Linked DNA regions of Homo sapiens: all the other regions are linked to region 2. A link is a contact called in ENCODE Hi-C data. All regions are on one chromosome and are shown on one strand. Each heading gives the region's core, a stretch centred on a gene start or an enhancer-like site at or near the end of the contact. The rest is flanking DNA. Distances are from core to core; before and after follow the strand shown. Region 1 overlaps NBAS (NBAS subunit of NRZ tethering complex). Region 2 has its middle 22 kb from the start of LINC00276. Region 3 overlaps LOC105373485 (a long non-coding RNA gene).

The links. A loop is a pair of places that touch in the nucleus more often than their neighbours do. Pooled maps may share reads with other maps.
Region 1: a pooled map of left cardiac atrium shows a loop between it and region 2 (2.7-fold over the local background). The contact joins two enhancer-like sites. A Hi-C loop is called at or near these places in 1 of 168 maps with a recorded cell type or tissue (PC-3), 3 of 37 single-sample maps with no recorded cell type and 11 of 50 pooled maps.
Region 3: a map with no recorded cell type shows a loop between it and region 2 (4-fold over the local background). The contact joins two enhancer-like sites. A Hi-C loop is called at or near these places in 2 of 37 single-sample maps with no recorded cell type and 3 of 50 pooled maps.

Annotation. Positions count from the first base shown.
Region 1 is chr2:15,168,349-15,171,359 of GRCh38, reverse strand. All of the region lies in intron 51 of NBAS (NBAS subunit of NRZ tethering complex), which reads left to right. Among named protein-coding and RNA genes, the nearest start is that of NBAS, 390 kb to the left of the region's middle. Within about 2 kb of position 1,564, at least 2 of the 41 ENCODE cell types and tissues checked have a DNase peak (open chromatin) inside an H3K27ac peak, as active enhancers do.
Region 2 is chr2:14,421,815-14,424,838 of GRCh38, reverse strand. No RefSeq gene overlaps it. Among named protein-coding and RNA genes, the nearest start is that of LINC00276, 22 kb to the right of the region's middle. Within about 2 kb of position 1,523, at least 2 of the 41 ENCODE cell types and tissues checked have a DNase peak (open chromatin) inside an H3K27ac peak, as active enhancers do.
Region 3 is chr2:13,522,057-13,525,463 of GRCh38, reverse strand. LOC105373485 (a long non-coding RNA gene) reads left to right here. Exons shown (of 2, transcript XR_922814.3): 2 at 2,109-3,407. Among named protein-coding and RNA genes, the nearest start is that of MIR3125, 790 kb to the right of the region's middle. RefSeq lists enhancers at 1,933-2,302, 1,682-2,881. Within about 2 kb of position 2,108, at least 3 of the 41 ENCODE cell types and tissues checked have a DNase peak (open chromatin) inside an H3K27ac peak, as active enhancers do.

The DNA.
Region 1 (3,011 bases), core at 315-2,814, 750 kb before region 2:
ACATGGACAGTTACTGGAGAGGAAAGGAGGGTGAAATAATTCTCTTGTGGTGACCCAAACATGGATGACATACAAATTACCGTCACACAGCCTGAAGAGCCAGACCTCAGGTGCCTTGGGAGTATGGAGGAAGGAGGAATCAGCTTGGCCAAGAGAGTTAAACAAAATGTCAGCAAGAAGGTGGCATGTTTTTTTCCAACTATTTCCACTTTTTTATTTTTATCTTAAAAAGAAAAAGTAGGTTAGAATGAATAATGCATGGTCAGAGAGTACCAAGCTTCTGTGGCAGATAGTACTAAAGTTTTAGTATGTTTAGTACAAATTTTAGTCAAAAACAAGAAAAAACAAAGACAACTTGAGGCTTAACAAATTAATCCAGCAACTCAGCAGTGTGCTGATGTCACAGTGTTGGAGAGTGCTTTGGGACAGGACACCCAGCACTCGGCTGTGCTGATGGGAAGGATTCTGTCTGGCCTTGGTGCCCTGATATGTAGAAAGGAACATCTTGGCTGTCTATGACCTGTTCCTTCTCTGAACCTCAGACGACTCTTTAAAATGTACTTGTTGGAATGGGTCATTACAAAGGCCATCTCTTTCTTTCTTCTTTCATTTTCTATTTTGTTCCCAAATACACACAGAAAAATTATCTATGCAGTATTTTCCGTGCAGCTGACAATCTTAAAGTATACTCTGGCCATTCTGTATTTCTTGCAAAGAGCCAGGCCCAGGTAGAATGTCAGAGAAAGGAAATAAGATAAAGTCACCCACCCTGCGTTTCCAGCACTTGATTTTATCTGAAGCCAAACCCAAAATTCCTCCCAACCTTTCCCTGCTCACTGCCCAAGCTCAATGCAGGTCAGCAAACGCAGACCTTTATCGTTCTTTAGGGAACCTCTGAGTGGGCCGGGGCCAAGGGGAAGGAAGCATGCATTTCATTTCCGTGTCTTTAGCCTTAGGCATTCTCAGCCAAGAAGGCAAGCAGCAGGCTTTTGGAGAAAAGACAGCCTACCCTGCCCTTCCCCACCCCTTGCCCTCCCTGCCAGAATGAGAGCAGCTTCTGAAAAGCTGGGTATATCCAGCCAGAAACACGGGAAGGATTTGGTTGCACTGGATAGAAACACAAACTATGAAGGGAATGAGAGCAGCAGCGGCCGCAGGCGTTAACAGAACCCCTGTCTCTTCCTCAGGCTGGAAGAATCCATCACTACCTCTCTAGGAGACTGTCGGGCTCCCAGAGGGGAGGGTTAGTGAGTAAACTGAAAGAATAATAAAGGTGTCCCAGCCTAGAAGACGTATTCAGGGCAACAAAGAAAGTATTGCCCTGCAGTGTTCAGATTCTGAGCCTTTTATCTGTGCATCTTATCAAACATGTGCCTGTAGCATCCTGGCACACACTGTTCTGTCCTGCAGGGTTAGGCAGGGGGATTCTTTGTTTTGAAGGATGAACCAAGATAACACATACAGTAACTCAGATGCCCTGTGTGTGTGCACGCATTAGCATGTGCATGCACGTGGCTGGAGGCAGCCACACAGACTGAAAGAATGTGAGCTTTGGAGTGATTCATTCACTTGGGTATTCATTCCACAAATCTTGCTCAGCTCCTAGCATGTGACCACCCATTCTGGACATGGGGATACAGGGGTGAACAGAAGAGACAAGATCTCTGCTCCATAGGAACTTGTGTTCTGGAGGGAAACAAACAATAAACAAGTAAACTAGGCCGAGACACGGGCTTCTAGGCCACTCCACCATGGAGCAACTGTATCACACTTGACCTCACTGAACCTGCCTCTGTCAGAGGAGGTGAGAACTGTCTTGAAGGGATGTCTGAAGACTTCAAGGGCCTCTCAGGGTTCTGGCACGTAGACACCGTGCTGCTGAGGGCAGGAGCTCTGTGGGGTTGAGACTCTTGTTTGCTAGGCATGAAGAGACAGGGAGAGAAGTGGGATGGAAAGAAGGCATTCAGAACTCACAGGCAGCCCCAGCGAGGAGAAGTCAAAGCTCCGTGCCCCTTCCAGCACAAAAGCAAGTCCATTGAACCGGTGGCTTTTTCTGTCATCTAGCTCCTAAAAACAAAAACAAAGGTAAATTCCTGGAGTTCAACCTAAGTGTTTTGGGTCAAAGGTGGGGTCAAAGGTGGGCTGTACAAGTGTTCATGAATTGGGAGGCCGGAGAAAAGACACTGAGGGTTTGCAGAGAGGGTCTTCTGTTCTGGAGTCTAGTTCTATTCAGTCTCTCTGAGAGGTAGGGTCTTTATCGTGTACTTGTGCAGTTTACAAAAATGTGACAAAGTTTCATAATGTAGGTTCACTCAGCCATTTAACAAATGTTAATGAAATGGGGAGCTGAAATGTAAAAGTGATAAAACTTCTGTGCCTTCAAGAATTTCCCAGTCGGTAAGGGAGACAGACATACAAATTACTATCATACAGGCCGGGCACGGTGGCCACGCCTGTAATCCCAGCCCTTTGGGAGGCCAAAGTGAGTGGATCACCTGAGGTCAGGAGTTCGAGACCAGCCTGACCAACATGGTGAAACACCATCTCTAATAAATACAAAAAATTAGCCAGGCGTGGTGCCATGCACCTGTAATCCCAGTTACTTGGGAGGATGAGGCAGGAGAACCGCTTGAACCCAAGAGGAGGAGGTTGCAGTGAGCCGAGATTGCACCACTGCACTCTAGCCTGGGCAACAAGAGTAAAACTCCATCTCAAAAAAGAAATAAATAAAATAAAATTACTTATCATACAGCATGAAGAGGCAGATCTCAGGCATCTTGGGAGTATGGAGGAAGGAGGAATCCTTGGTCATACTCCCAAGTATTGGCCAAGAGAGTTAAAGAAAATGTCAGCAAGAAGATGGCATTGGAGGTGATGTTTACATTGGGTTTTGAATGACCCCTGTGGGTAGTAGGAAAGATTCACGCTATCCGATAGTGGGCAGGATTTTATTCTCAGTACTTCTCTTGCTTTAATTCTCACAGTCAGTAGACAAGTAGACACAGTTGACC
Region 2 (3,024 bases), core at 274-2,773:
ACGAAAACAGGGTTTGCTTTTAAAATCAAGGGTGAATAGCAAGTCATGGTTCAGCTTGAATTGTCATCGAAGAGTAGTAGGGAATATATCTGAGAAACAATAAAACTCATTTCTATAGACTGAGCAACAGAGGGTTACTGCCTCCGTGCCATAAACTTCTAAGAACCAATTTATGAAGTCATTGTTAAAGATTAACTTGTAGTTACCACTAGAGTCATTTATGACTTCTCTTTTTTAGGGCTTTAAGTCTCAGCTTTACAGATAATTGAATGGTGGAATGATGACGAGAAAAATTCACAAGCAATATATATTTCAGTTAATATTTAAAATTATTTTTCTCTACATGAGAAAGTTGTCTAAATGCTATCCCAAAATTACTATTTTCTAAAAATCTAGCATTTTATTCCTGCCAGCTTTACACAGTGTAGTACAGAGGTAGGGGTTGAGAAAAGCATTTTTCTGGAGATATTTTTATCATGGTCTTTGGAGATATCCTATTAACTTTTTTTGTTCTTATTCAACTAGCAAATTGTTACCAGATTAGTTCATCTTGCACAGAGTTTGCAGAGAGCCAGGCTTACCCTCACTGCCTCTTCAGATGACTACCATAAACTTTTAAGATTTATCATCTGCTCCTTAGATAATTGCAACAGTAAACTAAGAAGTCTCTTCATCCCTCTTCCAGATTTGTTCCTTCTAAAACAGTTCCTATATTTCTACCTGAGAAATTTCCTCAACTTATCTTATCTTTATCTGTGTTTTAAACACAGAAGTTAATGCTCTCTATTGTAAAATCAAGTTTCAGCTTTTTATTCTAAAATATTATTGTAATTGTCCAGCATGTTCTTTTTGCCTGCTGCAGAAAAAAAGCCAATACATGGCGATAGTAGCATTGCCGCAGAGAAAAAGTTCAATTACCACAAGGTGTCTGGGCAGGAGGATAAGAGCTATTTCTCAAATCCATCTCCCTGAGAGCTTAGAGGCTAGAGTTTAAAAGAATGATGTGGTGGGCAGGGGGCTAGGGAATGGGTGCTGTTTATTGGTTAAGGATGAAATCATAGATGTATCCGAATTGTCTTCATGTACTGAGTCAATTTCTAGGTAGGGGTCACTGGACCATTTGAGTCAGTTCCTTGGTATGACTCATGGGTTCAGGTGGCCTTGGTTGGTCTGCTTGAATGCAAACATCTGAAAAATATCTCAAAGACCAAACTTAGGTTTTGACAATATGGCTGTTATCTATAGGAACAATTGGGGAAGTTACAAATCTTGTGACCTCCAGCTACAAAACTCCTAGCAGTAATCAAGATAGGGAACAATGGCTGGCTATCACTTAACTATGTTTATAGCTTAGCAGAATTCAAGCCCCTATCATAATTTTAAACTTGTGACCTTTCATCAGTTTTTACAAAGGCAGTTTCATTCCCCAAACAAGGAGAGTTAGTTTCAGGAAGGAGCTATTATCGTCCTTCCTTTAAAGTGTAAACTAAATTCCTCTGGTAGTTAGCTTGGCCTGTGCCCAGAAATGAGCAAGGGCTATTAACTTGTAAGGTTATAAGCAAGATGGAGTCAGCTGTGTTAGATTTCTCTGCCATAATCTTTGCAAAGTTAGTTTCTTTCTTTATATTCAGGCACTTGTCTACCTCTTTATTTTCCTTTCTCACTTCCAGCCTAGTAATTGTCATAACAGTCATTTTCCTTCTACTAATACTGGCACATCAAGGGCAAATACAGTATCATTTTCAAGACTTTATTCTCACAGCCTGGCACAGTGCTTGGAAGATAGTGAGGATGCAACTAAACAGAGTTCTAGTTCTTTTATATTTCCTATCTTTTTTCAGACATAGTCAATCAAGTAAAATATAGAATTTCATAATTACTTGAAAGAATGATGATATGATGTATCCTTCCACAATGAACGTACCTAATTTTGGAGGTTCTTGAACATTTTGAGCCTCTGTTGTTTGCTTAGTGAGTTAGGTCGGAATTTTAAAGCAAAGGAAGGCAGCAAATAAAATGAGGCCAGATTCAAAGAAATCTATCTTAAGACTAGAGGGTATTTAAGTTAAATAATTTTTAAAAATGCAGTCAATGCCCCTGTTCACTGGCGATTTAATGTATATTACTCATTACTAGGATTATGCTAGAGGGCAGAAATAACTGTTGAAAGTTACAGAAGTCGCAGAACTGACATTTTTTTACCATAACTTTCTTTTGTCTCACATCTGGTGGGTGACTAAGATAGGATGTCCTGAGGCATCTTTCTTCATCCAAAGCGTGTTTTTAATCCATCATCCTACAGAATTAGTTACAGGAGAAGTTCAAACCCCTACCGTCCAGGGTCTCTGTTGGAGAGCTACATCTACATTTATGGACCTAGACAGTAGCCAGCCATGATGAACTAAACTTCTGAGACCATGGAGTAAGGGAATGACTACCATGTGGATGAGACAGAAGGCATACTGAAGGTGAGGCTGTGGCTAAGGTGAAAAAGAAGATTATTTGGCAGTGGAAGAAGCCTAATAACTGAGGGAAGATACCATAAGACAGTGTGTGTATGTGTTTTTAAAATAGTCTTCATTTTTTGGAACAGTCTTAGATTCACAGCAAAATTGAGCAGAACGTACAGATTTTCTGCATATCATCTTCCCCCACCCAGATATAACTTCCTCCATTATCAATGTCTGGACAAGGGTGGTACGTTTGTTATAACTGGTGAACCTACATGGACATGTCTTAATCACTCAAAGTCCACATTTTACATTAGGGTTCACTCTTTGTTTTATATATTCTGAGTTTGAACAAATGTACAGTGACATATATTAACCATTATCGTATCATAAAAATTAGTTTCACTGCTCTAAAAATCCTCTGTGTTCTGCCAATTCATTCCTTTCCCTAATCTCTGGCAAACGTAGAATTTTTTTTGCCATCTCCATAATTTTGCCTTTTCTAGATGTCATATACCTGGAAATGTACAATAGTGATCTTTTCAGATTGACTTGGCTAACTTAGTAGCATGAA
Region 3 (3,407 bases), core at 859-3,358, 900 kb after region 2:
GAAAATAAATTCTAGACTTATTTGGTACTGAAGTCATTAATACCAAAGAATTTCCATATTAATATTACTACTCATTGATTTACTGTGTCAGTATGACTCTGTTACACCTCGTATCTGCCAATAGTGATTAAGCGCTGAATGGCATTTACCTGTAACATTTGTCTACTATGAACTGTTTTCAGGAAGATTTAATTTACACATTTAAGGACAGTAGAGCCAATATAATGTTGTTTAAAAATAGCATTTCTTAACTGCTATAAGACATCTATGAGTCTTCAACCCTATTATTCTGTCTCTTCCTTTCGTTTTTATTAATGACATTGCAGCACAGCTGAAGGCATGTCACAATTTATCATTTATCTTGAATATAGAACATGGATTAAAACAATAAAATTAGTCACCTATATATTGGCTTTCTTTTTTTTAACTTTTCAATTAGATTGACATCATTAGGAAAGACATTGACTATGAAGTACATCAAAATGAAGAACAAGTGGATATATTTTCACATGAATCCAGTTTTGTAAGTGGCTTATTAGGAAAGTGAGGTGGGAAAAGCAGTGGGAACGCGGAGGGCTATATCCTTTCTCTAGCTTGGCTGCTAACTCATTATTTATCTCAACAGGGTTACATCTCTCTAAGCCATAATTTATTTCTCTATAAATCTATGAGTTGGGAGTAACAAGCTGGTTTTCCCCAGGTATTAACAGAGCTACTTCCAGGGTTCACCACAATTGTAACTTGGTTTCACTTCTGATTTTACATTTAACTTTAAAAAAGAAAACTGAAAATTTTCACGTGTGGATGCTTTATTCATCAACTTTTCATACTTTGTGTTTGTTGTGGAGTGAATGCTGGATTAATCCCTTTTTTGAGTGTAACAGATAGTCTCCTCTGCATTTTTTGCTTAATTAAAATTGCCACTCTACTATGGACTCAATTATGTCCACTAAAAATGTATATGTTGATGCTGTAATCCCCAAATGTGATAGTATTCAGAGATAGAGCCTTTGGTAGATGAGGTTGTAAGGGTGGGGCCCTAATGATGAGATTGTTGCCCTTATAAGAAGAGACACCAGAGAGCTTGATCACTGTCTCCACCATGTAAGGACAATGAAAAGGCAGCCAGATAGAATCCAGGAAGAGAATCTGATCCTGCTGGGCTTCTAACCTCCAGAGTTCATCTTGGACTTCTAACCTCCAGAACTGTGAGAAATGAAATTATTGTTGTTTAAACTACCCAGTCTATGGTATTTGATATAGCAGCCTGAGCTGCCTAAGACATCTTTTTCTGACTGTAACAGAATAAAATCTTTTCTGCATCCTTTGCTTCATTAAACATTTTTAATATATAGATTTTTAAATTTATGAGAGTTTTATGGATATTAGGCAACCAAAACAAAGCGACAAACTCATTAGGATGTTACAGGCTTTATAAGACCCCATGAATTCCCTCCCCCATCTCAAAGTCACTTATTTATTAAAATGACCTTAATTTTCCATATGATTTTTGTTAAATACATACTACCAGTTTCATTGTGTGTATTTTTTATTGTATTAAAAAGTTCCTTCGCCTATTCTGTATGTCCACATATAAAATAGCCTGTGACAAAAATATTCTACACTGAGAATGTGAAACTTGAGAAAAGGAAAATAGCTGAGAGCAGTCTGAGATCTGCAAAGTATGCAGACCCAGAGAGACGTGGGTATGGGATTCAGTCATGCTCACACCCCACACCCATGCCTAGGGGAAATTGTTTAAAGTCATTTTGTTCCTGACTGCCTCACTCAATACCTTCATGTTCTTAGAATTTATGATACAAAGAACAATGCTGAGCCAATCAATGGCTTATATTATTTTAATGTAAATCCTCGGTAAAAACCTCAGGAACTGACTCTTTCTTTCCCTTTAAAATCCACTTGTTACTGTTGCTAATCAGAGTGTATATTCAGGACAAATAGAATCTATGCTCTTGGGCTGCAGCCCTCAAACTTGGCCCAAGTAAACTCTGCTTAGTAATAGATTAATTTTAGCTCAGCAGGTTCCTTTGAGATAGGCATATCTGGCATCGTCAGCAGGATTCAGAGTGACTCATTCTCACCACCAGGTGCGGTGTTTCTGCCTGAAAGCAGTGCTTGATACCAGCACGAACTCTGCATCTTCAGAAGTCCCACTGGGTGTTCTGGGTAAGTTCTCCAGAATTAGGACCTCCCACTCCTTGGTTGAAATATAGACTTTATTTGGCTGTTTTTCAAACTGTCTCTTTTCTTTAAGAGAGGGCTTTGGTCTCTGTCTTTGGACACAAGCTCCAAGTAAAGAGCTCTGTAGAAAATGTCTTTTTGCTGCTGTGTCTCACAGGAGAGGTTCAGATCAAGGTTCTTCCACCTCTGCCTCAGGACTGGAGGCTTAGGTCAAGGTTTTTCTGCCTCTGTCTCACAGCAGAGGTTCAGGTCAAAGGATTGGCAGTTAGACACGGATGGTTTTGTTTTATATGGCCTACTTTTAAGATTAAAACTGTTTCTTCTGCTTAAAAATTCAGACCTATCCTTTTATTTGAGACCAATTCCTGTTAGTTTCTAACCGAAAAGTGTTCCCTCTTTTTGCTCTTCCAAACAGGTACACTATGAAAGTCTGGTCCTCATACACTGAGCACACTATTGCTCCCTGGAAGTTAGAGACAGTCTGAGATAAGTTACACTTTCACCCTAAATACATTCCCAGGCTTGACACTTTTGAAAAGTTCCTAAATTATGGGAAGTCAAGCATCAAAATTAGAGTATTCCTTTTAGAAACACCAGCTGGATTTATGTATAACACTCGTGGGGTATCCTCTTGTAAAGGCCTAGGAAAGTGGACCCACCTAACCTGGTGATACAGAAGGCAGAAATTATTTAGGCAGATAGTGAGGGCAACAGAGTTCTTGGCAGAGCTTCCCTTCTAACAAAAAGCAGCCCCCCAAATCATTGCTTTTCTAACAAAGAGCAGCCTGAAAAATAGAGCTGCAAACATAGATAATCAAGCAGGAAGCTTGCACGGGCGAATGCTGGCAGAGGCACCAATAGAAAAGGGCCACCTGGGGGCCAGGCATGTCCAACACGGAGGCTCCATCTTCCCTTTTCTTGTTACCATGTGTAGAGTAAAGAAACGGGCAACATGGCACAGCTCAGGCAGAAGACCCGCCTGCATAATAAAAGATTATGGTAGGGGTGGCCAGAAATTCATACCCTATGCACACGGCACATCTAGTCCCAACCAGTTTTTCATGACCTATGCAAGTGGCACACCTGGTCCAACCAATGTTTCACACCCTGTGTAAATCAAACACTGCCTCCTCACCAGGCATCTATAAAACCCCTTGCATTTCACCATGGATCCGGCAACCCATTTTTCTGGACCCCTGTCTGCA